Linked DNA regions of Homo sapiens: all the other regions are linked to region 6. A link is a contact called in ENCODE Hi-C or POLR2A ChIA-PET data. All regions are on one chromosome and are shown on one strand. Each heading gives the region's core, a stretch centred on a gene start or an enhancer-like site at or near the end of the contact. The rest is flanking DNA. Distances are from core to core; before and after follow the strand shown. Region 1 holds the start of TUT7 (terminal uridylyl transferase 7). Region 2 holds the start of ZFAND5 (zinc finger AN1-type containing 5). Region 3 holds the start of C9orf85 (chromosome 9 open reading frame 85). Region 4 holds the start of DAPK1 (death associated protein kinase 1). Region 5 overlaps TUT7 (terminal uridylyl transferase 7). Region 6 holds the start of TLE4 (TLE family member 4, transcriptional corepressor). Region 7 holds the start of ISCA1 (iron-sulfur cluster assembly 1).

The links. Hi-C counts contacts between places; a loop is a spot of excess contacts on that map. ChIA-PET counts read pairs that join two places held with the same protein, here RNA polymerase II (POLR2A). Pooled maps may share reads with other maps.
Region 1: a loop to region 6 is called in a map of B cell, with 37 times the contacts of the local background. The contact joins the promoter of TUT7 here to the promoter of TLE4 in region 6. A Hi-C loop is called at or near these places in 1 of 168 maps with a recorded cell type or tissue (B cell), 7 of 37 single-sample maps with no recorded cell type and 13 of 50 pooled maps.
Region 2: a loop to region 6 is called in a map of CD8-positive, alpha-beta T cell, with 20 times the contacts of the local background. The contact joins the promoter of ZFAND5 here to the promoter of TLE4 in region 6. A Hi-C loop is called at or near these places in 3 of 168 maps with a recorded cell type or tissue (CD4-positive, alpha-beta memory T cell, CD8-positive, alpha-beta T cell and ascending aorta) and 10 of 50 pooled maps. POLR2A ChIA-PET finds 5 or more read pairs at or near these places in 4 of 52 experiments (CD4-positive, alpha-beta T cell, CD4-positive, alpha-beta memory T cell, CD8-positive, alpha-beta memory T cell and 1 more).
Region 3: a loop to region 6 is called in a map of OCI-LY7, with 10 times the contacts of the local background. The contact joins the promoter of C9orf85 here to the promoter of TLE4 in region 6. A Hi-C loop is called at or near these places in 2 of 168 maps with a recorded cell type or tissue (OCI-LY7 and naive thymus-derived CD4-positive, alpha-beta T cell) and 10 of 50 pooled maps. POLR2A ChIA-PET finds 5 or more read pairs at or near these places in 1 of 52 experiments (activated CD4-positive, alpha-beta T cell).
Region 4: a map with no recorded cell type shows a loop between it and region 6 (13-fold over the local background). The contact joins the promoter of DAPK1 here to the promoter of TLE4 in region 6. A Hi-C loop is called at or near these places in 2 of 37 single-sample maps with no recorded cell type and 2 of 50 pooled maps.
Region 5: a loop to region 6 is called in a map with no recorded cell type, with 8 times the contacts of the local background. The contact joins the enhancer-like site here to the promoter of TLE4 in region 6. A Hi-C loop is called at or near these places in 1 of 37 single-sample maps with no recorded cell type and 3 of 50 pooled maps. POLR2A ChIA-PET finds 5 or more read pairs at or near these places in 2 of 52 experiments (GM12878 and activated T-cell).
Region 7: a map of naive thymus-derived CD4-positive, alpha-beta T cell shows a loop between it and region 6 (29-fold over the local background). The contact joins the promoter of ISCA1 here to the promoter of TLE4 in region 6. A Hi-C loop is called at or near these places in 1 of 168 maps with a recorded cell type or tissue (naive thymus-derived CD4-positive, alpha-beta T cell) and 10 of 50 pooled maps. POLR2A ChIA-PET finds 5 or more read pairs at or near these places in 2 of 52 experiments (CD4-positive, alpha-beta T cell and T-cell).

What each region holds. Positions count from the first base shown.
Region 1 is chr9:86,352,997-86,356,548 of GRCh38, reverse strand. TUT7 (terminal uridylyl transferase 7) reads left to right here and starts at 2,139. Exons shown (of 27, transcript NM_024617.4): 1 at 2,139-2,278; 2 at 3,319-3,552. The coding sequence starts at 3,350. RefSeq lists a silencer at 1,881-2,060 and an enhancer at 2,081-2,290.
Region 2 is chr9:72,363,117-72,366,514 of GRCh38, reverse strand. ZFAND5 (zinc finger AN1-type containing 5) reads left to right here and starts at 1,307. Exons shown (of 7, transcript NM_001102420.3): 1 at 1,307-1,819; 2 at 2,909-3,045. RefSeq lists silencers at 1,069-1,448, 1,459-2,288 and enhancers at 896-1,600, 1,601-2,304.
Region 3 is chr9:71,909,896-71,913,218 of GRCh38, reverse strand. It overlaps C9orf85 (chromosome 9 open reading frame 85), which reads right to left and starts at 1,580. Exons shown (of 4, transcript NM_182505.5): 1 at 1,383-1,580. The coding sequence starts at 1,484. ABHD17B (abhydrolase domain containing 17B, depalmitoylase) reads left to right here and starts at 2,026. Exons shown (of 4, transcript NM_001025780.3): 1 at 2,026-2,585. RefSeq lists enhancers at 1,313-1,372, 1,383-1,432, 1,503-1,812 and a silencer at 2,263-2,502.
Region 4 is chr9:87,496,398-87,499,606 of GRCh38, reverse strand. It overlaps DAPK1 (death associated protein kinase 1), which reads right to left and starts at 1,740. Exons shown (of 26, transcript NM_004938.4): 1 at 1,500-1,740; 2 at 468-637. The coding sequence starts at 529. RefSeq lists silencers at 782-891, 1,102-1,291, 1,662-2,011, 2,032-2,091 and an enhancer at 634-1,391.
Region 5 is chr9:86,335,919-86,339,548 of GRCh38, reverse strand. TUT7 (terminal uridylyl transferase 7) reads left to right here. Exons shown (of 27, transcript NM_024617.4): 9 at 600-726; 10 at 2,011-2,130. Among named protein-coding and RNA genes, the nearest start is that of TUT7, 17 kb to the left of the region's middle. Within about 2 kb of position 1,653, at least 5 of the 41 ENCODE cell types and tissues checked have a DNase peak (open chromatin) inside an H3K27ac peak, as active enhancers do.
Region 6 is chr9:79,570,711-79,574,113 of GRCh38, reverse strand. TLE4 (TLE family member 4, transcriptional corepressor) reads right to left here and starts at 2,149. Exons shown (of 20, transcript NM_007005.6): 1 at 1,279-2,149; 2 at 328-425. The coding sequence starts at 1,323. RefSeq lists silencers at 538-777, 798-1,267, 1,378-1,537, 1,598-1,717 and enhancers at 608-1,220, 1,948-2,037, 2,078-2,127, 2,138-2,267.
Region 7 is chr9:86,280,391-86,284,029 of GRCh38, reverse strand. It overlaps ISCA1 (iron-sulfur cluster assembly 1), which reads left to right and starts at 1,492. Exons shown (of 4, transcript NM_030940.4): 1 at 1,492-1,652. The coding sequence starts at 1,572. LOC124902194 (a long non-coding RNA gene) reads left to right here and starts at 1,949. Exons shown (of 2, transcript XR_007061634.1): 1 at 1,949-2,061; 2 at 2,577-3,639. RefSeq lists enhancers at 1,092-1,371, 1,492-1,641 and a silencer at 1,812-2,111.

The DNA of each region.
Region 1 (3,552 bases), core at 890-3,389, 6.8 Mb before region 6:
GTGCCTGGCAAAAGTATTTTAAATCGGGCCAGGCCTGGTGGCTTACGCCTGTAATCCTAGCACTTTGGGAGGCCAAGGCCGGTGGATCACTTGAGGTCAGGAGTTCCAGACCAGCCTGGCCAACATGGTGAAACCCCGTCTCTACTAAAAATACAAAACTTAACCAGGCATAGTGGTGCCTGTCTGCAATCCCAGCTACTTGGGAGGCTGGGGCAGGAGAATCACTTGAACCTGGGAGGCAGAGGATGCAGTAAGCCAAGATCGCACCACTACACTCCAGCCTGGGCAACACAGTAAGACTCTGTCTCAAAAAAAAAAAATTAAATCCTTAGAAAGATGTATCCTCTGCTGCTGCTCTAGAACTCTAGGTGGAGGCAAAGGTTGCAGCCAGCGGAGATCATGCCACTGCACTCCAGCCTGGGCAACAGAGTGGCACTCCATCTCAAAAAAAAAAAAAAAATCCTTAAAAGTATGTATCCTCTGCTGCTACTCTAGAACTCTAGGTGGAGGCAGATTTCTAAACCAGTTCTTTTGCACAGGAATTACTGGTTTGGGTGGGGCGTGGTGACGCTGCTGTCTCAGAATTAATGTAATCATGCATCTCCACACTCCCTTTTGGACTATATTTTCAAGGCCACTGTCTGCCTGTTGAAGAGACTATCAGTTTGATCCTCACGTATTTTCACAATCAAAATATCTAAGTAAGGAATTATATAAAAGTTGTAGGAATGTGTTTTATATCACTTTTAGTATAGCCACATGGTTAATAACAGCCTCATATTCAGGGTCTGGATTGCAGCAGTGCCATTTACTTCACTGCAAGTGCTAAATGTCCTCATCTTTAAAAGTGGGATAATGATATAGTCTTCATGAAGCTGTGAGGATTAAAGAAGTTAAGGCTGGGTATGGTGGACCACCCCTGTAATCCCAACACTTTGGGAGGCCAAGTTGGGCGGATGGCTTGAGGTCAGGAATTGGAGAGCAGCCTGGGCAACATAGGAGACCCCTGTCTCTACAAAAATATAAAACAAAGGAGTTAATATTTGTAAAGCCTTCAAAACAGTTATTGGCATAGCCAGAACTTTGTGTGTTATTATTTTAAGACCATTGCTCCACAGGACCTGACAGCTTTCAATTTACATGCTTTAAAAAAGCAGAGAAATGAAAACTGTCGATTTTCCCAACGCTCCCTAATTTCACTAGTTGCTTGATGTTTTTCAAAGCATTTAGAACACTGTAAACAGCAAGGAAGGTCATACAGTAAAGAAAGAAAAAGCAACCCCGAGTTCGAGGTGTGCACTCTTCAACTCAAAAATTCGAATGTAACGCTCTCTGGTCATCCCTTGCCATTACACATATTCTTCGAAATGAACTGATTTTTTTTTTTTCCAAGTAAAAGTAATCCTTACACAACCTAAGAAAAAAGCAGAGCATTTTCCTTGACCACTTTGAGATCTGGGTGAGCAGTGGATGTTTAAATGCTGGCATTTCTACAAGGTCGGCAATTAAGAATTCACGAAAACATTAATCACTACGAATTATCAGAAAAACACCAAGAGCGCTACGAGGCCTCGGAGCCTTTACTCCCCCTGGAAGTAACCGGGGAGCACCCAGGGGCAAAGCCGAGGCCCCAAGCGCGGGGAATGCGGCTTTGCCCGACCGCTGGCTCCGCGTCCCTCTCCGGGTGCATAAGTCTTGGCTCCCGCGCCTCTCCCGAGCACTTAGCCTCCCGAGCAGAGAGGGGAACCAGAGGAGCGTCGAAGCCGGGAGAGAAAAGGGGCGGGCGCCGCTCTGGTAAGAAGTTCGGGCCTGGCCCCCAAGCGCCGGCGAACCGGCTATCCGGCGAGCCAGTAATTAGCCCGCTCCGACGGTTGCGCCCGGTGGCCAGACCCGGCGCCCGACACCTGGAGCGAGTGCGCTGGGGCGCCGGACAGGAGAGGCCAGGCTGGCAAAGGCGCGGGAGGCGGGGTCGGAGCGTGGGCGGGGCACCGCGGGGCGGGGCGCGTCGCTCGTTTCCGGTGTGCGCGGCGGAGCGCTAGGGCGGGGGCACAGTCGGCTCCCAATCGCGCACAATGAGACAGCGCTGAGCGCCGGAAGTGGGGCCGAAGGAAAACACGGAGAGGGAGCCCGGCCGGGACAGGAAGAGGCTGGGGACCGCGGCGAAGGTGGTGAGTGCTCTTGGGCGCCTTCTCCCAACGTCCCTGCCAGACTCGCCTCCGGGCTGATTCTCCAGTTGGTTTCCTGGACTCCAGAGTAGCTGTCCGGCCTGGCCCCGGAGGTACGTTGGTTCCATCCCCCGCCGGCCTCCTCGCACCAGTTTGGGTGACCGAGGAACCCCCAGGCCGGCAGAGGCTGAGCCCTCGGGTTCGAGTCCGTGTTTTCACTTTTTGTCAGACTGCGGGCGCAGAAGACGGGATTTGGGTCAAGACATTCGGCTCTGGCCCCCTGGCCGGCCGGGGGAACCCTGGAACCCCATGGAGACAGCAGGTCACTTCCTGCTTCCTGGTCCCCACGGTGGCTTCTTGGCCAGGAGTGCAGGGACGCCTCCTCTTTCTCCACGTCGGGCTCAAAAGGGTGGAAACTAAGGCAGATCGGTGGTGGAGCGGTCAGATGGGGATTGAAGAGGAGTGTCATTCCTCAGGGAATTGCTGTTCCTGACAAAACCAAACTTGTTTGGGGTTGGAGAACGGGGATTGAGGAGGTTAGATGGAGTTGTCCCTTGATCGGAAACCCAGCCTCTTTAATTACAGCTGCACCTTGGTCGGAAGCCCAGCCCCTCCGTAACCTAAGCGCTCAAAGCCGGTCTGTCCAGAATAGGGGTGGTGAAGGGACGGAAAATTGGAGTTGAGAAATGTAGTACTCCTTTCACGTAAAGTTTCGGTGTATAACACTTACAAGTAATTGCCAACTTAAAAAACAAAAGACTGTTTCGGTAGTTTAGTAATAATATTGGCTTGGGATGAGGTTTTCTTTGAAGAGAAACGCCTTGTTACAGAGGGAAAAGCCGACCATACTTGATATGAGTAATATTCTACTATGCTACAGTTCTGGAACCTATAGAGCTTCTCTTATTCACACATTTAATCTTCATGCTAAATAGTAAGTATTAATTTTCATGAAGAATATTAGAGGACCAAGCCTCCCAACCTCTAGGGTAAAGCACTGATTATTAAGAATGTGATAGAATTTTTATTTTAAAAAAATAGGGAGTTTCTTTCTTACAGGCTTTGGGGCATCTGTACGATAAATTGTTATTTTGTATACTTGTATGATATCTTGTTATATAGTTTGATATTTCCCCAAAATACCTTCTTTCAGGTGCAAAGTAAGAAAATTGAAGTCAAAGACCATGGGAGATACAGCAAAACCTTATTTCGTGAAGCGCACTAAAGACCGGGGGACTATGGATGATGATGACTTCAGAAGGGGTCACCCCCAACAAGATTATTTAATAATAGATGACCATGCTAAAGGCCATGGCAGTAAAATGGAAAAGGGCCTTCAAAAAAAGAAGATAACACCAGGGAACTATGGGAATACCCCCAGAAAAGG
Region 2 (3,398 bases), core at 58-2,557, 7.2 Mb after region 6:
TGCTAACTGTGGCGGAGAACTGTTTGATTTGGCAGTGGTGGCTCAAGCTATCAGTATAGCATTCCCCCAAATACAGATTATAAATAAGGACCACCTGAAGCGCAATATGGGCCCCCCCCCACCCCCGCTCCCACCCCGGAACAACCAAAACCATATCCAGGGGAGATGCGTAGGAATCTTTAATCACCCCAGGTGATTTTTTTTCTGATTACCAACTTTGAGAAACACTGAAGGGACCTCTTCTCCATTCTATATGTGGCTAATATAAACCCTAAACATCATTTCTATGTATTCGTTAGACCGTTGTTTACTAGAAAATTTCAGAAGTCCTTTCCGACTTAGTAATTTTGTTATTTTGAGTTGAACTGAAATTCACTTGGAGCGGTCAGTTGAAAATGTTTTTTGTTTGTGCTCTGAAAAGGTTCCCAGTGTTCCGGGTAAAGTCATCCTTTCACCCATGGGGGACCTGTGCCTCGTGCCTGAACTGCCCGCCTAGTACCTCCCCCCTTGAACTTCCTCTCGCAAGCCTCCTCCTCCCGCTTCATCTGGGCCTCGGGTCTAGCTTGTTTTGTCCCTTCGCGGCTTTTGAGTAGAACATTTGGTGCTTTCCCAGTTCACGACGCTTTGCTGGAATCGTCAATTTCCAGGGATTTCACAGGCTGGCCAAAACAGTTTGTTCAGAACAGCGCCGCCGGGGCATTGGCAGCCCTGGGCGGCCGCGCGTTTCCTCACTCCGCACAACCACCCGTGACCTTGGGCGAGCGAACGCACGCCGCCAGCTGCGTCAGGGCCACGCTCGGGCTGGACTTCGGAGCTCAAAATGGGTGTGGGGAGTGAGGAGGTTTCATAAACAGAAAAGACCTCGAAGCCATAAGGCAATTCTTTTCCTTTTCTGGGGGTGAATCCTTACGATTCTTGGGGGAGGGAATGTCTGCCCAGGGCTGGAGACAAAGCGTGAGAACTAGGATGGCGAAAAACGGGTTTGAATGAGAAAATCCGAAGGAGGGAGGCTGAGGGCGGACAATTGGGTTAAAAATAGAAACGCATCCTCCACAGGACTCGCTCTTCCCAGCTCCACCCTAGGGGCCGACTGCCAGGCCAGTGGCTGGGCTCCGCGAGAAGGCACAGCAACCCGTCTCGGCCCCGCCTCCTGGACCTACTGACAGGGCACCGGGGGCGTGGCCTTGGGCCCGCGACGTCACCGCGCTCCCCGCCGCCGCCGCCGCCGCCGGGGTTTTCGCTGACGCACGGGTCCCGCCCCCTCCCCCTCTTTTCCCTCACAGCCCGGGCGCCGGGCGGCGAGTGCGTTAGTCGGCCGGGACGCGGAGCTGTGTGCATCTCCTACGCGGGCTCGCTCGCTCCCGGGAGCCGCGCAGCTTCCCCGGCGGTGGCAGGAGCGGCGAAGAGCGCCATCAGCGGGCCCTTACGGCCCCAGGCCTCGCGGCGCGCGGTCCGCTCGCCCTCCTCGTCCGCCCAACCTGCGGCCTGTGGAGGCGTGAGGCGACGACAGGCGAGCGCCTCGAGCAGCGTTAGCCGCTGCGGCCGCCGGTCCTCCCTCCACCTCCTCCTCGGCCCCCCCTCGCTTCCCTCCTCCCACTTCCCGAGCTCCGGCGTGTCCCGGCCACGCTCGACGCTGCTGCAGGAACAAAGGAAGACCCCGCGGCGGCGGCGGCGCCACCTCCGCCTGCTGCTCCGACCCGCTCCCGGCCCGCGGCGGCGGCACCAGGGCGCCCGGCTCAGCCTTCCCGGAGGCCTCGGCCCGGCCTCATCGTGCCGGCTTCGCGCGCGAACCCGGCTTTCGCATTTGGGACCCTGCAGGGTGAGTGATACGGGGCTGCGGGTGGGAGCCGGGCTCCTTGTTGCCGGGCCGGGGGCGGGAGTGAAGGGACCGGGGCGCCGCGGGCCAATGGCGAAGCCGGAGCAGGCCGCGGATGGCGGCGTCCGGGGGAGGGGAGCCCGCCCGCCAGCCCAGGAAGCACAAAGACGGAGGCGTCATCCTGTCGTCGTGGCCCGAGACCTGGCTCCCGGCGTCCCTGGCTCGCTCCACAGCACGGTCGGGAAACAATGCACGGCGTGCCGCCTCTGCGGGGCCGGCCTCTAGGCCGCTCGCCTCCGCGGCGGCGCCCGGCGTGGGCACCACGACCCAGAGAAACAAAGAGGCCGAGGCGGCGGCCGCGCCCCCTGCCCGTTGCAGCCCCCCCTAGCTCTCCCCTAAGAGGAGCCGTTCGGGGTCGGGGGTCGGGGGTCGGGGATCCGCGTGGGGCCTGCAGGCGAAGGGCTGGCCGGGCCTGCTGAGCTGCTGTTCTGCATGACTCAGTGGTTTTCGGAGAGGGCCCTGTTGGGCTTTATTGAGTGAGGCCTTTGCTTAGAGGGGGATGGGGTATCAGTGGGACCCGAACTTGTTCCAAAATCCATTGGAACATGGGGCCGGGGGTTCTCGGCGTCGTCTTTTGGGCTTCTCGACGTCGCTGCGTTTTTATCCTGAGATCCGTTTTCATGGAGGAAATGGAACACCTCCTTTGTTTGGTGCATTTAGGCTGATGAATGTGAAATTTTTTGCTCGCTTTCCACGCACTCCGTGGAGGTGTGTTTTCGGGGAAGGGTCGGATTATCTTTATTGATTGAGTGTCTCCTAAGGGATAGCATCTAAGGAGATACCAAGATAAAGGAACATATAGGTCACACATCCCCGTTCTTAAACCTGGGATTTAGATACAGACTTCTAAAAACATAAACGAATGTATTTTATTCCTTATTTTTAGGATTTTTTTTAAAGAGTAGGCTTTCAGAACTCAGTTGGTGAAAATACTGCAATTTTATCTTTGAAGTTTTTTGTTAAAATGTTTCCCCACACCCCCCTAAAAAATTAAGGATTCTTTGTAGTTGTCTCCTGTTTTCTATCTCCCAGGCCCTGAAAAGGAGCCTTTAAAAGTCAATTCTACTCCATTTGGCAAAGAGGGAACTGAAATCTGGAAAGTAAGGACTTGCCCAAGGTCACTGACTTAGTGGCAGACTAGAGACTTGAACTCAGGTCTCCATTCCCAGGTGAGTGGGAATTCATGCCATCTCATCACATCATGTGCACCTGAAAGAACTGTATTCCATAGGTGTAAAAGCTCTTTGTTCAGAATTGGAATTGGAGAATTGTTCAGTTACACTCGGGTGTTTTTTTAAGCTGTAAGTTAGAGGAAGCCATAAACTTTATAAAATCTGCATTCTAGCTATACCTGATAGAGCTGACACGTGCATGCTCAAGTTGCTAATTACTTTAAAGGCAATAAATAGTAATGGTATTTTTTTCTAAAATACAAGGGGAATGCAATACCTAATGGGAACACACATCCCCCACTTCATCCCCTAAATCCTCACTAAATGAGGATTCTTTTTTACACTGTCTC
Region 3 (3,323 bases), core at 331-2,830, 7.7 Mb after region 6:
GCTTTCCCAATCAATGTCGGGAAATTAATCACTTATTGAACACTTACTATGACCTAGGCCATTTATGCATAATCATATAGTTTCGCCTCCCAACAATCCTGACAAATTTGCATTTGAGACCAAAGTAAGGCTCAGAGAAATTAAATATTATACAACTCACTCAAGCCGCACACCTAGTAAATTTGAGCTCCATAACTTTTGTGAATATTAGGTTTATCTGAGTGATGCTGGCCCCTAATATGCCCCTGTTGTCAATGATTTTCTCTCCATACAGCTATGGAGACAGGGAGAGAGATTCACAGCAAAGAGCAAATTAGTAGTTTTTTGTTTTTGTTTTTTGAGACGGAGTCTTGCTCTGTCGCCCAGGAGTGCAGTGATGTGATCTCAGCTCACTGCAACCACCGCCTCCAGGGTTCAAGCGATTCCCCTGCCTCAGCCTCCCGAGTAGCTGGGATTACCGGCACCCGTCACCACGTCGGCTAATTTTTGTATTTTTAGCAGATTGGGAGTTTCGCCATGTTGGCCAGGTCGTTCTCGAACTTCTGACCTCAGGTGATCCGCCCACCACCTCGGCCTCCCAAAGTGCTGAGATTACAAGCGCCCGCCACCACGCCCGGCTAATTTTTGTATTTTTAGTACAGATGGAGTTTCGCCATGTTGACCAGGTCGTTCTCGAACTCCTGACCTCAGGTGATCCACCCGCTTCGGCCTCCCAAAGTGCTGGGATTACAGCACTTTGAGCCACGGCGCCCGGCCTGCAAATTAGTACTTATATACAACCCAAGTCCTCTGGCTATCTAGACAGTCTGAATTTTTTAGCAGGACTTTACAGAAGTCCTGCTAAAGATAAACAGCAAAACAAGTATTTTTACATTAACCAAATATTTTTATCTTCAAAACAATTGTTACAAAACAGAAATTTCACACAATACTAGTGAGGACAGCCTAAGACAGCTTAATCATTCACATTTCCTCTATGGGCTTGGGGTTTTTGGAAAAAAAAATCGTAGCTGCATAAACTTGGTGTAAAATTTGAAAAAGCCACTCATGCCACAATCCTCGTTTCCCTCTGCTAATGTGATCCAGATGGGAACGCTGAACGACGTAACTGCCCCATCTGCACCTTAGATTTCATTAGGGTCCTGTTCACTCTGTGCAATTAGTTAAGTGTGCTGACCATCAAATATTTACCAGGAGACAACATGTCCAGGTCAAAGAAAGGGCGTGAGAATAACATTTTAGAAAGAGTTGCACTGCAGCCAAGACTAACTCTGGGCTGCGGTCCACACTCGCCCCAGCCGACTCCTCTCATTTCCTCTCTCCCCTCTCCAGTGAGCCATTCCTTCCTGGAGTCAAAGACGGTGCAACAGGCAGGTTCCTACCTTGGTCTGCACACTTTTATCGAACTTGTCATTTTTGAAGCTAAACGTATTCTGGTGCTTCTGAGGTCTGGAACGAGCCACGTTGCCTTTCTGGGAGCTCATCGCCGAAATCAAAGCCACCCCTCGCCGGGAGCAGGCAAAAGGATGAGGGGAAAGAAAACCAACGAACTACTCCCAGGAATTGACGCTTCTGTCAATGACCCGGAAGAAACAAACGCAGCCTTTCCGCCCCGGCTCTGGGTCAGCCCACGTGACTCTTCTGGGAGGTCAAAGAGCATCGCTCTGCCCTCCCTGCTGTTAAGCCAAGCCACTCCACGCGGCGCAGCCTCGACCCCTCCGGCTCCGCGCAGCCTCTTTCTCAAACCCGGAGAACAAGTCCCACTTTCTTCGAAATGAGAATTCCCCCATTGGCCCGAATGTGTAGTCCATCAAATCAAAGGGGCGGGGAACCTTTGTTCCTATTGGTTCTTCTTTTCCGCAATCCCCGCCTCCTGCTGAGCGAGCTCAGCCTCTCCTTGAGCTCAGAGCGCCTCCCACCCTGCCGGGCGGCCTCTGATTGGTGGAAGTGAGGCAAGGCTGGGCTCCGTCTCTCCCCCCGCCCGCTAGTAGGCTGGAGCCGGGGTCAGCTTTGGCACCTTCCTCCAGTCAGTGGCCAACTCCTGGCTCAGTGGGGATTGTGCTCGTCCCCTCCGTTCCCCTCCAGTCTTCCTCCCGCTACCGGAACGAGCCTCGCGCTTGGCAGGCTGAGGAGGAGCAAAGAAAGCAGGATTAAAGAGAAGGAAGACCTGGCTAGGTCTGGGTGGCGTCTGCAGTGCCAGAAAGGGAGGCGGTGGCGGCGGCGGCTGCGACCACGGCCGCGCGGGACGTGAGGCCCGAGAGCAACCGACGGGCAGCGGCGGCCGCTCCAGCGCCCCGCACCGGGGCCGTTAGTCAGCAGAACGCGAGCTCTTGTGGAGGAGCAGGGCCGGCGCGAGGCGAGACTCGGGAGCGTGAGCGGGGCCCCTGGGGCGCCGCCGTCCTTCTTCGCCCCGGCGCCGGGGGCTGTAGCCCTGGTCCCCGCTCCTCTGTCGGGCCAGTCTGCAGGCGGAGAGAGTCGGACGGCGCCCGGAGCGCGGATCTCGCCTTGTGGAGGACAGCGCGTCGGCTGCGGTTCTCTCTCGACCCCTTCTGCCCGGCGCTTCGGCCCGGGCCGCTCAGGTGCAGGTGCGTGCGGCCTCGGGGTTTGGGGACGCCGCAGCCCGGCTCGGGGAGGGGGCGCTAGGCCGGGAGCCGCAGCGCGGGAGGGACGAGCCCGGGCCGGCGGGGGGAGGGGAGCGGGAAGCGTCTTTGTTGTTGGCGACCGGGATCCCTTCTCGGCACAGGGGAAAGGCGGGGAAGCCACTCCTCATCGGGTCTGTGTTTTTGAGAGGATTCTCTGATGGTTGCGTGAAGGGGAGCGGTAGGACAGTCCCTGCGGTCCGTGGAGCGGCCGGAGTCAGGGGGTGGGGGAGGGAGGACCGACCGACACTCTAAGAAGGTCTTTGGTCCTCCTCGGTGAAGAGAAGGGTTCCATTTCATTTCCTTTGCTTTTCTCTCAGTGGATGAAAAGATGGGGTCAGGTTCCCATTCCCCTCACTGGCGCACTGAGAGATTCGCGGGTGCCTAAAAGCTTTCTCCTGAATGTCCTTATATCTCTGTCGGGCGCGATTTTAGATTGAATCTGCACGGGGCTTGGCGATTTGTGTATTCCGGTGGGGCTGTCGTAGGGTTCTTTTTCTTTAGATGGTTGGGCTTTAATCTTATTTGTTTTCGAACTCTAAGGTAGGCTTATCAGGAATCGTTTTTGAATTGGAAAATTTAAAGGTTTTGTTTGGGATTTTTTTTAACCCCGAAACAAAGTTATGTCAAATTAGATTGTACTGTGTGGGGGCTCTCGTGAAGGAAAGAGTGTATTTAACCTGG
Region 4 (3,209 bases), core at 491-2,990, 7.9 Mb before region 6:
TCTCCATTTACCACCTACCAATACTTGCTCAAATTACACTGAAAATTTAGATAGAGGGTAAAGTACTAAGATTTTTAAAACCTATTAATTAGTTTGTACCCTCCGTTTAAATCACACATAAAAGCTAACTCCAATTGCAATTATAATCTTAGTGTTTGTCCTGTTGTCACAGAAGGGCAAGGGCTGACAAGAGTTAGCACGGACAATTAAATCTGATTTTGTCCAGGGGACTGGATCAATATACTGTGCATCATAATCTAGCCCTGAACTGCTGCCTCTCCTCCACCCCCAGGCCCTTGGATCAGGCGGTTTACCGCTGGGTTAGTAACTCTTTTCTCTATGATTTGCGCATCTCCAGAAAGGGCGAGGGAGACGCCTGATTCAAACTGCATTTGTTTACCACCCAATGGCCCCATCGTTATGCATTTCCACAATCCAGGAGGGTACGCTTCTGGTACCCCCTTTACCTGCCAAGTTCCTCGCCGGTGTCGTAGTAATCATCCACGTTTTCCTGCCTGAACACGGTCATGATAAACTGTCACGCCTCACCAAAGCCCAGGGCACTTCAGCTCCGCTTCCCAGACCATCACCACCGCTCCTGCGCCTCCGTAGCCCCCTCATGCATCAGTCTCCAGTCCTTTTGAAGAAAAAAAAAAGGCAATAATAATAGTAAAATGGCAACCCCAAAAGGAAGTAGACCTCCCCGGCGCTAAGACCCCGCTCGCTGAAGACCGGGTCTCCGGAGCTGCCCCTCCTCGCGGGGTGGAGAGGAGCACCCTTTGTTAAAGCTGGGCGGCCAGGGACGCCCCCGACCCCTCAGCCCCGCGCGCGCGTGGGGCCGGGCACCACGGCACCCCGAGGTCGGCGTCCCCAAACGCTGGGCGGTCTGTTGGGATCAGAACCGGCTCCGGAAGTGACTGGCCTCCCCGCCTCCCCTTTCTCTGCACACATGCCCACCCAGCTTTCCCACCTCCAGGGACGCCGCGGAAGAATGAAGCCCTCGCCCAGACGGTACGCGCCTCACTGGGAGCAATCTCTCTCCAGCCTGCGGCAACGGTGGCACCCCCGCGCCACCTCTCGGCTCCCGCGCCTCTCCTAACACCGTGGCCACCCTCTCCCCTTCCCCGAGCGAGGCAGTCCCCAGAGCCACATTCCTGGCGACTCCCTCTCCGTTACCCGGCCGACCCGGCGTGCGGCCGCCCGGGGGAGCAAGGGAGGGAAGGGAGCGGCCCACCGAGGCGCAGCAGTTCGCTCCAGATCCTCGCGCCCCGACACAAAGCGCCTGGTCGGGCCGGCGCCACCTGTTCTCACCCGGCCCGCGGGGCTGGGGAAGCCTCCCGGCTGCGATCGCACTTCTCCCCGAAGCCAAGTTTCCCTCCGCCTTGGCCTTCCCAGTTGCTCGAGGCACTGCCCGGACAAACCCCACCGCGCCCTGGCTGGGAAAGCAAAAGCTGGCGCCGGGGGTCGGGGGGACCGGGGAGCCGCGCCTGGCTACTCACCCGGGCGCCTGGGAGCTCCCCCGGTCCCTCCGGAGCGCTGTCGGAGGCCGACCATAGGCGCCAGCGCCGGAGACTAGCCGGGGCGGCGGCGGGAACACAGCTAGGGAGTGAGTGGGGGGCGCAGATCCCTCCCAGGCGCCGGCCCCAGACCCTGCCGCTGCGAGTTGCCGAGTCCCCTCCGCGGAGGGAACAAAGTCCCCGGCGTTGGCTCGGTCCGGCTGTCCTCCTCACACTCCGAAGCAGCCTCTCGGCTCCTTGCCGCCTTTTGGGCGGAGGGCGGCCGGCAGGCGGCCAATGGGGACCCTGCAAGCGGGCTGGCGGCGCGGCCCACCCACCTCCGAGCTGCCCTGCCAGGCCGGCGCTGCGGGTTCTGCGCGGCGCTCGCTGCTCCTCCCAGCTCCGCGCTCCGGGCTCGCTGGCGCGCTCTACCGCGCACACCCCGCACACACCCACTCGCCCCACACCCACGCCGGCCGGGGAGCCAGTGCGTCCGCCCGGAACGCGGGCGCCCCACCTGTGACACATTGCTAAGCTGCCCTCTGACTGGGTTCTAGGGAAACACGGTTCTTCCGTCCCGAGATGTGTACTGGGATCCCAGCTTGTGCCGGGCACGGTGCTTGGTATGGGAAAATCACATAGAACAAAACAGATTTTTTTAAATCCCTGCCTTCCGGAAACCTGCATTCTGGTGGGACAGATAGATAATAAATATGTAAGCTAATTAATAAGGTAATTTTGGAGGATCAGTCCTACGTTTACCACGAAACAGGTTAATGGAATAGAGAATGGCAGGAAGGGAGCGTACCTCATTAGACTGGGTTCCTCTGCCGGACTGGTGTTGGAGCCGAGGCTTGAAGGCAAGAAGGTTTGCAATCTGAAGAAAGGGTTGAGGTCTCCGAGACCCAAAGAAGCAACAGAGACGCAGAGTTTATTTGCGCTATCCCATATGCTATTGGCTATTGTTGAGCTGAAATGTAGCTAGTCCCAAATTAATTGTGCTGTAAGTGTAAAATACACATTAGAGTCCAAGACAGTATGGATATGAGAATGAAAAATATCTCATGAATATTTTTATATTCATTACACTTTCAAATGATAGTATTTTGGATACGTTGGGTTAAACAAAATATATTATTAAAATTAATTTCACCTGTTTACTTTCTTTTTTTTGAGACGGAGTCTCACTCTGTCGCCAGGCTGGAGTGTAGTGGAGCGTGGCAACCTCCACCTCCAGGGTTCAAGTGATTCTCCTGCCTCGGCCTCCCCAGTAGCTAGGACTACAGTCGCGCGTCACCATGCCCAGCTAATTTTTGTATTTTTAGTAGAGACGGGGTTTCACCGTGTCGACCAGGATGGTCTCCATCTCTTGACCTCGTGATCCGCCCGCCTGGGCCTCCCAAAGTGCTGGGATTACAGGCGTGAGCCACCGCGCCCGGCCTCACCTGTTTACTTTTTAAAAGGTGGCCACTAGAAAATATAACAGTACCTATGTTGCTTGCATGAGATTTCTGAGGACTGTGCTGGTCTACACAAAGATCCCATATCCACTGGAGACCTCTATCCACTTTCTCTACTTCCCACCCCTTGCTCCCACCTAATGTTTGGGTGGAGACGAAGAAGGGTTGATTCCCCACATCCCACTGCTGGAGAACCCCAAACGGTGAAAAGCTCCTAAAGGGAAATCTATTTTACTGCCTAGAATGATGAAAA
Region 5 (3,630 bases), core at 404-2,903, 6.8 Mb before region 6:
AATCATGCTCCCATTTGAAACTTTTTTTTTTGAGACGGAGTCTCGCTCTGTTGCCCAGGCTGGAGTGCAGTGGCGCAATCTTGGCTCATTGCAACCTCCGCCTCCTGGGTTCACACCATTCTCCTGCCTCAGACTTCCGAGTAGTTGGGAGTACAGGTGCCCACCACCACGCCTGGCTAATTTTTTATATTTTTAGTAGAGTCAGGGTTTCACCCAGGATGGTCTCGATCTCCTGACCTCATGATCTGCCCGCCTTGGCCTCCCAAAGTGCTGGGATTACAGGCGTGAGCCACCATGCCTGGCCCGAAACATTTGATAATATTTTCCTTATTTGCATTTCCCCCCAAAAAATAATATTTGAAAACAAAATTATTAATCCGAAAAATAAAGTTTACTCAGAAAATAGCCACGATATCTTTTTTGTAAAGAAAATTTATTAAATTACTCATAAAGATGTAGTTTTTTTCACTTTTAAGCTTTTTATTTTTGAAGTATTTATTATGCATGTATATTAGTTGTTGGCATAAAAGACACTTTGAGACCTGTGTAACACTTTTTTCTTTTTTTCTTTCCCATCCTCCTCCCCCACCTCTCACCAGTGGTCTTCTGTGTAAAGTGAGCGCAGGAAATGAAAATGCTTGTCTGACAACAAAGCATTTAACTGCCCTTGGAAAACTAGAACCAAAGCTGGTTCCTTTGGTGATTGCATTTAGGTACTGGGCAAAGGTAGGCTTGAGGTCTTTATGCATGAATACATTCTACATATGTATAAGCAGTATGCTTTGATTTTTACTTAATTTAATCTTCAGTGTTTAAATGCAAATTTATAGACATCAAAAGAGAAAGACATCTGAATTTTGCAACAGAAACGTACAGACGGAAGATTCAGTGTTTCTGTTTCACTTTAACGGTATTGCTCAAAAGATCAAAATGATTTATAGGGCTTATTAAAAATCAGATTTGTGAGTTAAATCTCAGAGGATAAGGCCCAGGAATTTACATTTTAACTAGTTTACCACAGTGGTTGTTAGGCACAGGAACGTTGAGATAAAGCTTCTCATATCATGTCCAATAACATACACAGAGACGGCAAAAAATAGAAGATACTCTCTGATCTTGTTTACATTTCCATAATGTTTTAAATATATTTCAATTAAAATACTCAAACAGTAGAAGATTTAACGTTCCCCCAAAATGTGAGGTTGAGTCATGATTATAAAATTGAGATTCTGTCGCTTGAACCTGGGAGGTACAGGTTGCAGTAAGCCAAGATCGTGCCACTGCACTCCACCCTGGGTGACAGAGCAAGACTCTGTCTCAAAAAAAAAAAAAAAAAAAGAGATTCCATGTATGTGCTTTTAGAGAAAATCAAAAGCTTTACTGATTCAGGTATATCAATAACAATAGATACTTCCCGTTTCTTGGATCCTGAATGAACAACGGATTTCCCACTCTTCACTGGCTAAATTATAATTATAATATGCTATCCTTTGAAAACCACCGCCTGCTTCATCACTAAGTAGAACATGCCCTTTTAGTTGTTATTTCCATTAGTGGTGATGAGTTTGTCCACGTTCTCTCCCCACGCCAATCTTTGTGACCAAAGCATGCATATGCAAGACGCTATGGGTTAGGGTAAGAGGACCATTGAACTGGCTTAATGTGTAACTGAACAATCGTTTTTAATTCATTAACATGTATTCTAAACAAATGAATGAATTGACCATGGATATCAAAAAATAAAATAGGAAATAATATTTTAGGGCCATCCACAAGTGAGTATGGTTAACAGGATTAAATATTCAAAATTGAAACTATCACTTAAAACCACAATATGTGGTTGCTGCAAAAGTATAAGGAAGTTGTATATTTTGTAACTGCTATTTTCAGCTGAAGAATTACCGTAAATCATGTAGTAAACAAGAATGAGGTTACAGGTTTTAGGCCAAATCGTGTAAATGACAAATTCATACAAAAAGAATGCTTAACTTTCTTTTCTCTTGTTTGTAGCTTTGCAGTATAGATCGCCCTGAAGAAGGAGGTCTGCCACCTTATGTGTTTGCCCTGATGGCCATTTTCTTTCTTCAGCAGAGGAAAGAACCCCTTTTGCCTGTATATCTAGGATCATGGGTATAAAACATTTTTTTTGCTTATATATCTGAACAGATTTTATTACAGGTCCACAATTAAATTTTGCATAATTTCAAAATCTAGACACCTAACCAGAACTGACATGGATTTATTTATTCTACTCATGTGAATATTCATACCTTTCACTGCTGAAATACTAATGTGTTTGATTTCAGTATGTTGCCCTATAACCTGCTTAGGGATATTATTACCTTTCTAGACTGCAAAATCTCTTAATTTTTGAAATATGTATGGTCCTGAGACGAACAAGAGACTGACCCTGTAAATTTACCATTTGGTACATTCTTTCTTTGGGTACAGTTTTCTAAATTGATACTTGAATTTACATATCACCTCCAGACAGACAGACTGTGGGAAGCATTTGGTTCACTGTAACTTACTTTCTGTTTCTAATCTATTTCTCCCCATAACCTGTAAAACAAAAAAATATATAAACATTGAAATTGCTACCTGTACCACAAGATGCAGAACCTAGTAGTCATCTCTTGAATAATATTTTGACATTATTTTAAAGATGAATTAGAATTCATGTGATCACTCTTTCTTTCTGGATAAATTAATGTTGAGTTGATTTGTTCAAGTAAGATTTAAGAAGAGACCATCTGAAAGAGTCAACATGATATTAGCTCATCCTCTTAGAAACCTTGTTTGTAATCCCTTGGTATTACCTTGATACACTTTTATGTGTAGAAAAACTCCCATTTTATAGAAAGACCCCTTAGTGAAAAGCTTACTTTGACACATTGGCTATTGTAACTACTTTTCTTAATGCACACAAGTTTCTCTCATCATTTAAGGAGTTCTTAACAATGAGTACACATCAAAAAATACATTTAAAGAGAATTTTTTCCTTATACTGAATAAGGTGAGATTAAGCAGGGACTTCTGTCTACCAGGCCGTGGGAATAAAGACTGAAGTAGAATAACTCACTTAGAAAACTATCCTGGCATAAGGGATTATTGCATGCTGTGTATCCTAGTAACCTAAAGGTAGTTCTCTTCGTGCCTGTGGTACTGAGAGAATTCAGAGCCATGAGAGGGTATCTCTACCAGACTACTGTCCTGGTAGAAAAAAGAGCAAGAGAACAAAGTCAACCCTTAGTTGATAAATAACTCTTTCCAGCACACCCAAGTAGGAATGTGTGAAAGTCTTTGAAGTTTTCCTTTCACCTTGATCTAAGAGAGATAGGAATTTAGGATAGGATTAAATCAGGTGGACTCCTGCACCTAAAAAAACCCTGGCACAAGTTGGATAAGTTGCCTTGCTCACTACCATCTTACTGAATGAGATCTGCTTTTTCATGTGTCTTGATCTTCTCTAAGTAGTCATCTGTCATTAACATGAGAATGCAGGAAAAAGAAAAATCTCTTCTGGTGATGAGATTCTCCTAAGGATACTTCAGGGTAGTATGGATACCCTTTCCTATGGCCAGCATATTATTTCCTTGTTAGTGATACCGGAAACTCTCTAAAGTGATA
Region 6 (3,403 bases), core at 900-3,399:
AGGATGTCAAAAGGCCCCAGAATCTTCCCAACCTTTCATTCTCCCGGCCCCAATAAATCAATATCGAAAGTTTGGCCTCAGCGTTTTCCAAGTCTCCCCAGTTTCGATTGTTCTGCCTTCTTTTTATTTACGGTAGAAGAAATGTTTAATTTATTTACACCTGCCTAAGGAAGGAGGCCTTGATTTGCCCTTTCTGCCCACCGAGAAAAAAAAATAATACCTTTGTGACGCCCCCACAAAAAAGGAGGAGGGTAAGTGTTTGTGTGTATTTGTCGGGGAGACAAGAGCTAAGCAAACAGAAGGATCAGCTAAAGTCAATATCGTTACCTGTGGTATTGAGCCTGTAAAAACTGAAACTCTTCCTTAATCCGATCACAGGATTCGGAAATTGTAAATTTAAAGGGTTGAGCAGGCTGATGCGGTGCCTGAAGAACAACAATAAAATATTTAATTAGCCCACATCACAGGCGAAGCAGGGAGACGGAGAAAACCTACTATGCGGCGTTAGCGGGGGGTGAGGGTCATCGCGCACGCAAGCAAAGAGAGATTAAAACTCTCCTCCCGCAACCCTCCTCGCGCCCAACAGCCCAGGCAGAGGCTGGTTTCGAGGTGGTCCTGGGGCCCCGCATACTCCCGCCCGCAGGCCCCCGCGCCCCGGACCCCGAGGGTTCGAGTCCCGTCTCCCCTCCCCGGCCAAAGACAGGCACCCAGGGACCCGCGCGCCGCGCCCACTCCCTCCTCACCCGGAATCGAAACTGGCCCGTCGGGGGGACCCGCGCCATGGCGTCGGGCTGCGGTCAGGCCGGGGGAGGAGGGAGGCGGCCGCCACCCTCTCGGCTCGTTCGTTCGCCCGCTCGCCCCGGCGGCCCGCGGCGCGAGGGGCCGGCGCCCCGCACTTCCAAACCGCAGCCAGCCCAGCAGCGCCGCTGCCGAGGGCGCCCTCCCCGCCCGGGCGCGGAGTCGCGCCTCCTTCATCGCTCGCCACCCCCCCTCGAGGAGTCGCGGCGCGGGGACCGCAAACGGCTCGGCGCGGCTTCCAGGGGCTTCAAAGACAACAATAAGAAAATGGCTACAACTCAATTGCCTCTCCGCACCCCCTCCGAGGGCCACCGCGCCGGGGGGTGGGGGTGATGGCGGGCGGGCTGCTCCCGGCGCGGGGCGCCGATTTCGGGCGGCTCTCCACGCCCCTCCGGCCAAAAGACACAACTCGGTGCGCAGGGGGCGACGCGGGGAATCCCCCAGCACCCGGCGAGCCCGCGCCCCGCCGCCCGCACTCACTGGGTGTCTGGTCTGCGGGTACATCTTGCTCAGGTCGCGAATCATCCAAGCCGATTTAGTTGGCTGCGCTCGGCAGAGGCGCGCGGCTCATTGGCTTTAATGACCCCGAAGAGGAGGCGGCCGCGGCAGCGGAGGCGGCCGGCTCGGTCTGAGGGGCGGCTCGGGCGGTCCCGGCCCCCGCCGGGTCTCGCGTGACACGGGCGGCAGGAACGCGCGGCGGCGGCTGGGTGCCGGCTGCCGGGCCGCTCCGCATTCCCCGCGGGCGTCACTGGCCCGCCGCGGGCATTGTCCGGCGCGCGTCTCCCAAGGCAACGCTCCGACGTTCGCTCCGCCGAGGCGCACCCGCCGAGCCCGGCGCCGCGGCCGCCGCTCACCCGGCCGGGAAAGTGCGGGCTCCGCGCCCCACCGCCCGCCGGCAGCTCCTCTCGCTCGCTCTGCGTCCCACTCCAAACTTTTTTTATTTGTCTTTTAATTGGTTGTTATTCCTCCGAATGAATGATCTTTCTTCTTCCCTAAAAGCAAACACAAACTCCTTTGGTTCGGAAGAGGTCTCGGCGGTGCTTTTTGGTTTCTCTGGAGATTTTTTTCACTTCACAGCAACGATCTTTTAAAAGGCACCTTTTAGCTTCTTTTACCACATCTCATTTCCTTATTTCTCTTCCTTCCTGTTTTCTTGTCTTTTTTTTAACCCCAAATTGAAGGGGATTATAAAAATAAAAGAGTGAAACGCTTGCGGCTTTTTTTTTTAATTCTCTCTCCTTTCAAACTCTGCGAACACCACCTCAAAATAATATACAAGTGTGTGAGAAAGGGGGAAGAAAGCAGCCAACAACCCAAACACCCGCTCAGCACAGCTCTAACAACACGCTCTGTGTAGGTGACTTCTTTGACCAAATTTAGCAGCAGCTAATCATTAACATTCTGATACATATTCACAATCTTCCGCGGGGCGGCCGCGCAGCATCCCGGGAGATGTAGTCCGCCCCGGGCGACCCTGCCTGAGAATACGGCCAGATTGACTACAATCACCGGCCCGCCATGCGAGCGCTCTGGCGAGCTCTCCAAGCGCCCCGCCCACCCCCGTTGCGGTAGGCGTCTCCACCAACCAATCAGAGGTGGCTGAACATTAATCGCCGTTCTGTGTTAGTGCCCATCATTTCACTGCTGACAAATGGCAAGCCAGCGGGGAGGAGCCAACCCAGCTGAAACCCACGTGGGGGCCGGGCGTCGCCTGTAGCTCCGACCAATTAACGAAGAGGAATGAGGTTGGCGGAGGCGGGGCGGAGATGGCCCGCCCAAGGCGGAGCTTCGCCTTGGCTGACGTTCCTTAGCGCGAGCGTTCGAACCGGGAAAACATTTGTTCAGCTGTCAATCAAAGTAACGTGGGGCTGGGAGAATCGGCGGCTGCTGCTGTTGCTGCTGCCCTGGCTGCATCTTCAGAATTAGGTGTTGGTGGTGGTGGTGGTGGTGGCGGCAAAATAAAGAGGGTGGAGGGAGCGGTGAGCCTGGGGGCTGGTCAAAAGATCTTCTTCCGAGTCTCGTCCTCCCGCCCACCCGTCTCCCAACCCAGACACCTTCGGCCCCTCGCTCCGCAGCCGCGCCAGGAATGCGGACTAATTAGGGTCCAATGTCTCCTTAAAGAGACAAGCTCGGCCTTGTGTAACGCGCCGAAACCCCTGTTGAGACAAGAGGGGGAGGATCACGCTGATCTTACTTCGTTCGGTTCACATCAATTTTACGCGCCGCTGGAGCCGGCATAATTTTCCGTGTGAACGCGACTCGGTCCCCGTTCTTGTTTAGAGCCAGAAATGGAGTCGCGAGATGCTGGCTGGGGCCGGGGCCGCGGGGTGGGCGGGGAGCTCGTCCCTCCAAGCCCCGCGGGGGCTGTGATTGCCATTTAGTTCCGAAACAGGCCTCCCTCCCTCCACCCCCGGAGGCACTCGGAGAGAAAGCGCATCCCGACGCTCCATCGGGGGTCGCGGGGGGCAGTAACCGTGGGGGCTCCGGGTGGGGCTGAAGATCCGGGAATCAGAGACGCTGGACCTCCAAAGAAACTTTGCCGACTGGGCCACGTGAACCCCGAACACGGTCGGTACTGAACAGAGCAGGCCGACGGGGCACGGGT
Region 7 (3,639 bases), core at 243-2,742, 6.7 Mb before region 6:
TTCTTTTTTTTTTTGAGACAGAGTCTCACTCCGTTGCCCAGGCTGGGAGTGCAGTGGCACGATCTCAGCTCACTGCAACCTCCGCCTCCCAGGTTCAAGCGATTCTCCTGCCTCAGCCTCCTGAGTAGCTAGGATAACAGGTGTGCACCACCACACCCGGCTAATTTTTGTATTTTTAGCAGAGATGGGGTCTCACCATGTTGGCCAACCTGGTCTCGAACTCCTGACCTCAGGTGATCTCCCCGCCTCGGCCTCCCAAAGTGCTGGGATTACAGGCGTGAGCCACGCGCCCGGCCCCCAGTTTATGTGCAGATAAGGCTTAGGGGAAAAAAAAAAGCGTCCTCTTATTGTCAATGCGATTGCATTTCTGTAGCAGGAAGTCAGAACTACTTGATGGAATTTTGAACTATCCTTTCAGAAACTGCAGGAGATCGAAGATAAACTTGGCTTTAAAAAATGTTTCACTGATTAGTTCTTCCCACATTCAAACACTGCGAATCTGTCCTCCCCAGGACTGCTTCATAGACCCCTCCTGCCCTTTTTCCTTCACTTCTAGCACTTCAATGACAAATGCCACCTGTCTTGATGTCCTCCTCTCTTCATCTGCTAGCCCTGTCCTGCCAGTATCTCATTCTTCCCTGGCCCCTCTTTACCTGGCTTCCTGTGTATGCCTGGGTACCGCGCCTGTGCAGTGTCTGGTGCTCAGGAATACTGCATCAAAAGGCAGAATTAAGCCCCTGAGCAGCCAGGACAAGGTCTGACAACACGTTTTAAATCGAGTAATTGTTGCTCGCTATAAATGTGACTATTCACACTGCTGCCCAGTCACATTTTCAAGTAGGGTTGGTTCCCAGTTCAGCACCAGAATGAAAACTGCATTAGTCACCACCCTTCAGCATCCCCAGCAGTACAGCACGCTGGGGAGAAGGGTGGAGGGTGGCGATTATACAACTCTGCGGTAACGCCATGCTCTTAAGAACAGCCTAATTGGACCACAAAAGAAGAATGAAAATGGATGTAGATGTCTGGGCATCGGAACGATCACTCTGCATTTGAGAGCATAAGCTCCCAGTGCAGGGTTGACTTATGCGTCCTTAAGTGTCACCGCCTATGATGGTGTTTGTCACGGTGAGTATTAAAGCAGGGGGTGACGCTGCACCTTGCCCCGGGGGCAGGTGGTGAAGCTACGTGCATCCGGAGTCAGCAGGTCTGAGGTCATTCCTCGCCCCCTCCCGCCCGCTCCCCGACGTCACGCCGACTCCGTCCTCGGCGGTGAAGACATTCCTCCCGGGCCCTGCGCCCTGCAGCGTGGTAACCCCACTGCCGGAGACCGTGCGCAACCCAGCTGCTAGACCCCCGGCGTTGAGCGGCAAAACCCCGCCCCGAGCGGCTTGCCCCGCCCCCGGCTCGTCACTCATGCAACTCACCCAATGGTGGCGGCGGGGGGCGGGGCTAGGACTGAGGGCGCCGTGCGCCGAAGCTTGTGGCGTCAATGCGCCCGCCGTGTCCATGGAGAGAAGCTGAGGCGGCCGACCTTCGGCCCGAGGCACCGGGGCGCCGGGACGGCGAAGATGTCGGCTTCCTTAGTCCGGGCAACTGTCCGGGCTGTGAGCAAGAGGAAGCTGCAGCCCACCCGGGCAGCCCTCACCCTGGTGAGTGCTCGCGGCGCGCGGCGGGGCCCGTGACATTGCTCGTGTCCGCCCCGTGCAAGGGGAGGTCACGGCGGCCGGGAGTGGGGCCGCAGGGACGCGGACACGTCAGACCTCGGCGTCGCTCCGACCCGCCGCACAGCCTCGCCGCCTCCTTCGCCTCCGGCCCCTCTTTGCAACGATAAACAAGTCCCGGGCGGGGCTGCTCTCTTGGCCCCGGAAACTACGTTTCCCGTCAGGCCGCGCGGCAACCGCGTGCGGGCCGGAGGGGATCCCGGGGGTGGGCGTCCCCGGGGGCCGATCGCCTCCACACTCCTGCCGGCCTGCGCTGTTCGGCCGTTCCGGTTAAGCAGAGGCTGAACGTGCCCGGTGGCGGGGGTTCCCGGTGGTGGCCCGGAGTCCTAGCCTGGAGGTGCGTGGGGTGGGGAGGGACCAGGCTGTCCGAAGGACCGCTGTGTCGGGGCGACAGCGTTCGCAGAGGGCGAGCACAGCGACAACAAAGCCCCCGGCTCCTGCCGAGGTCACGGCCGCGGCGCGCAAAGCGTTACTTGCCGGTGTCCTGGGTGATTGAGGCCTTTGAAACTCCCTCTGTGCCTCTAGCAAGCCTAGGCTCTTAGGACAAAAGATGATTTCCCAGAGTGAGTTTACAGCCTTTTCTGGGTGAAAGGTCAAACACTCAGAGGGCACCAGAGTGCAACCATTGATTACTTAGAGAATTCACTGAGCTCAGTGTTCCGGCCGCACCGTTCAGTTTTTTAGTGGAAGGAAAATCCACATAACATAAAATTAGTCCTTTTAAAGGGTACAATTCAGTGCCATTTAAGACATTCACAGTGTCGTGCAACCATCACCTCTATCTAGTTCCAAAATACTTTCACCCCAAAAGAAAAATTTATGATCACGTTCCTACATACACTCCCCTTTTAGTGAAGGAGACGACTTTATGCAACCATTCGCTTAGAGACTGGGAAAAAAAACGATTTAAATTGACTCATCGATTCTGTTGCATCTAATGCCAAAAGGGCCTATTACCAGAAAATAAGTTTGTAGCAAAGTAGAAGAAAATTGTGATCAGGTGAGAGAATTTATTTTTATAATCAATTTTTTAGGCCTTTGATATTACCCTGATTATATATGGTACTACTAGTGTACTGATTATGTATCATTCTATATTACCTCTTTTCTGTAGGAGCAAGCTTATTTTCATACACCGTGGGATGTAGAATTAAACAAGGTTTTAAGAACTAGAGGGCACAACTCATTCTTTGTGTCTCTTTCAATCTCAGTAAGAATTATTCAGAATTCTTCCACTGGTAATGGTAGATCCAGGAAGAGCCAGAAGGTTCAGGAACAGTTTTTGCCTTTTCTTTTTTGCTTTTTAGCAACCCTATTAACTGGGTTTTTTGTTTTTTGTTTTTTGTTTGTTTGTTTGTTTTTGTTTGTTTTGTTTTTGGAGACAGGGTCTCACTCTATCTCCCAGGCTGTAGTTCAGTGGTGCAATCATGGCACACTGCAGCGTCAACCTCCTGGGCCCAAGCGATCCTCCCACCTCAGGCTCCCAAGTCGCTGGGACCACCGGTGTGCACCGTCATGCATGCACCTAGGGTCTCCCTGGGTTGCCCAGGCTGGTCTCGAACTCCTGGGCTCAAGCAGTCCACTGCCTCAGGCTCCCAGTGTGCAGGGATTACAGGTGTGAGCCACCATGCCTGGTCCCTGATGTCTTTCTCCATCACCATTTGACATGTTACCTCTTCCTTCAGAATTTCTTTTTTTTTTTTTTTTTTTTGAGACAGGGTTTCGCTGGGTTGCCCAGGCTGGAGTGCAGTGGCGTGATCTCAGCTCACTGCAGCCTCTGCCTACTGAGTTCAAGCAACTCTCTGCCTCAGCCTCCTGAGTAGCTGGGATTACAGACGCCCACCACCATGCCCAGCTTATTTATTTATTTATTTTTGTATTTTTAGTAGAGATGGGGTTTCACCATCTTCACCAG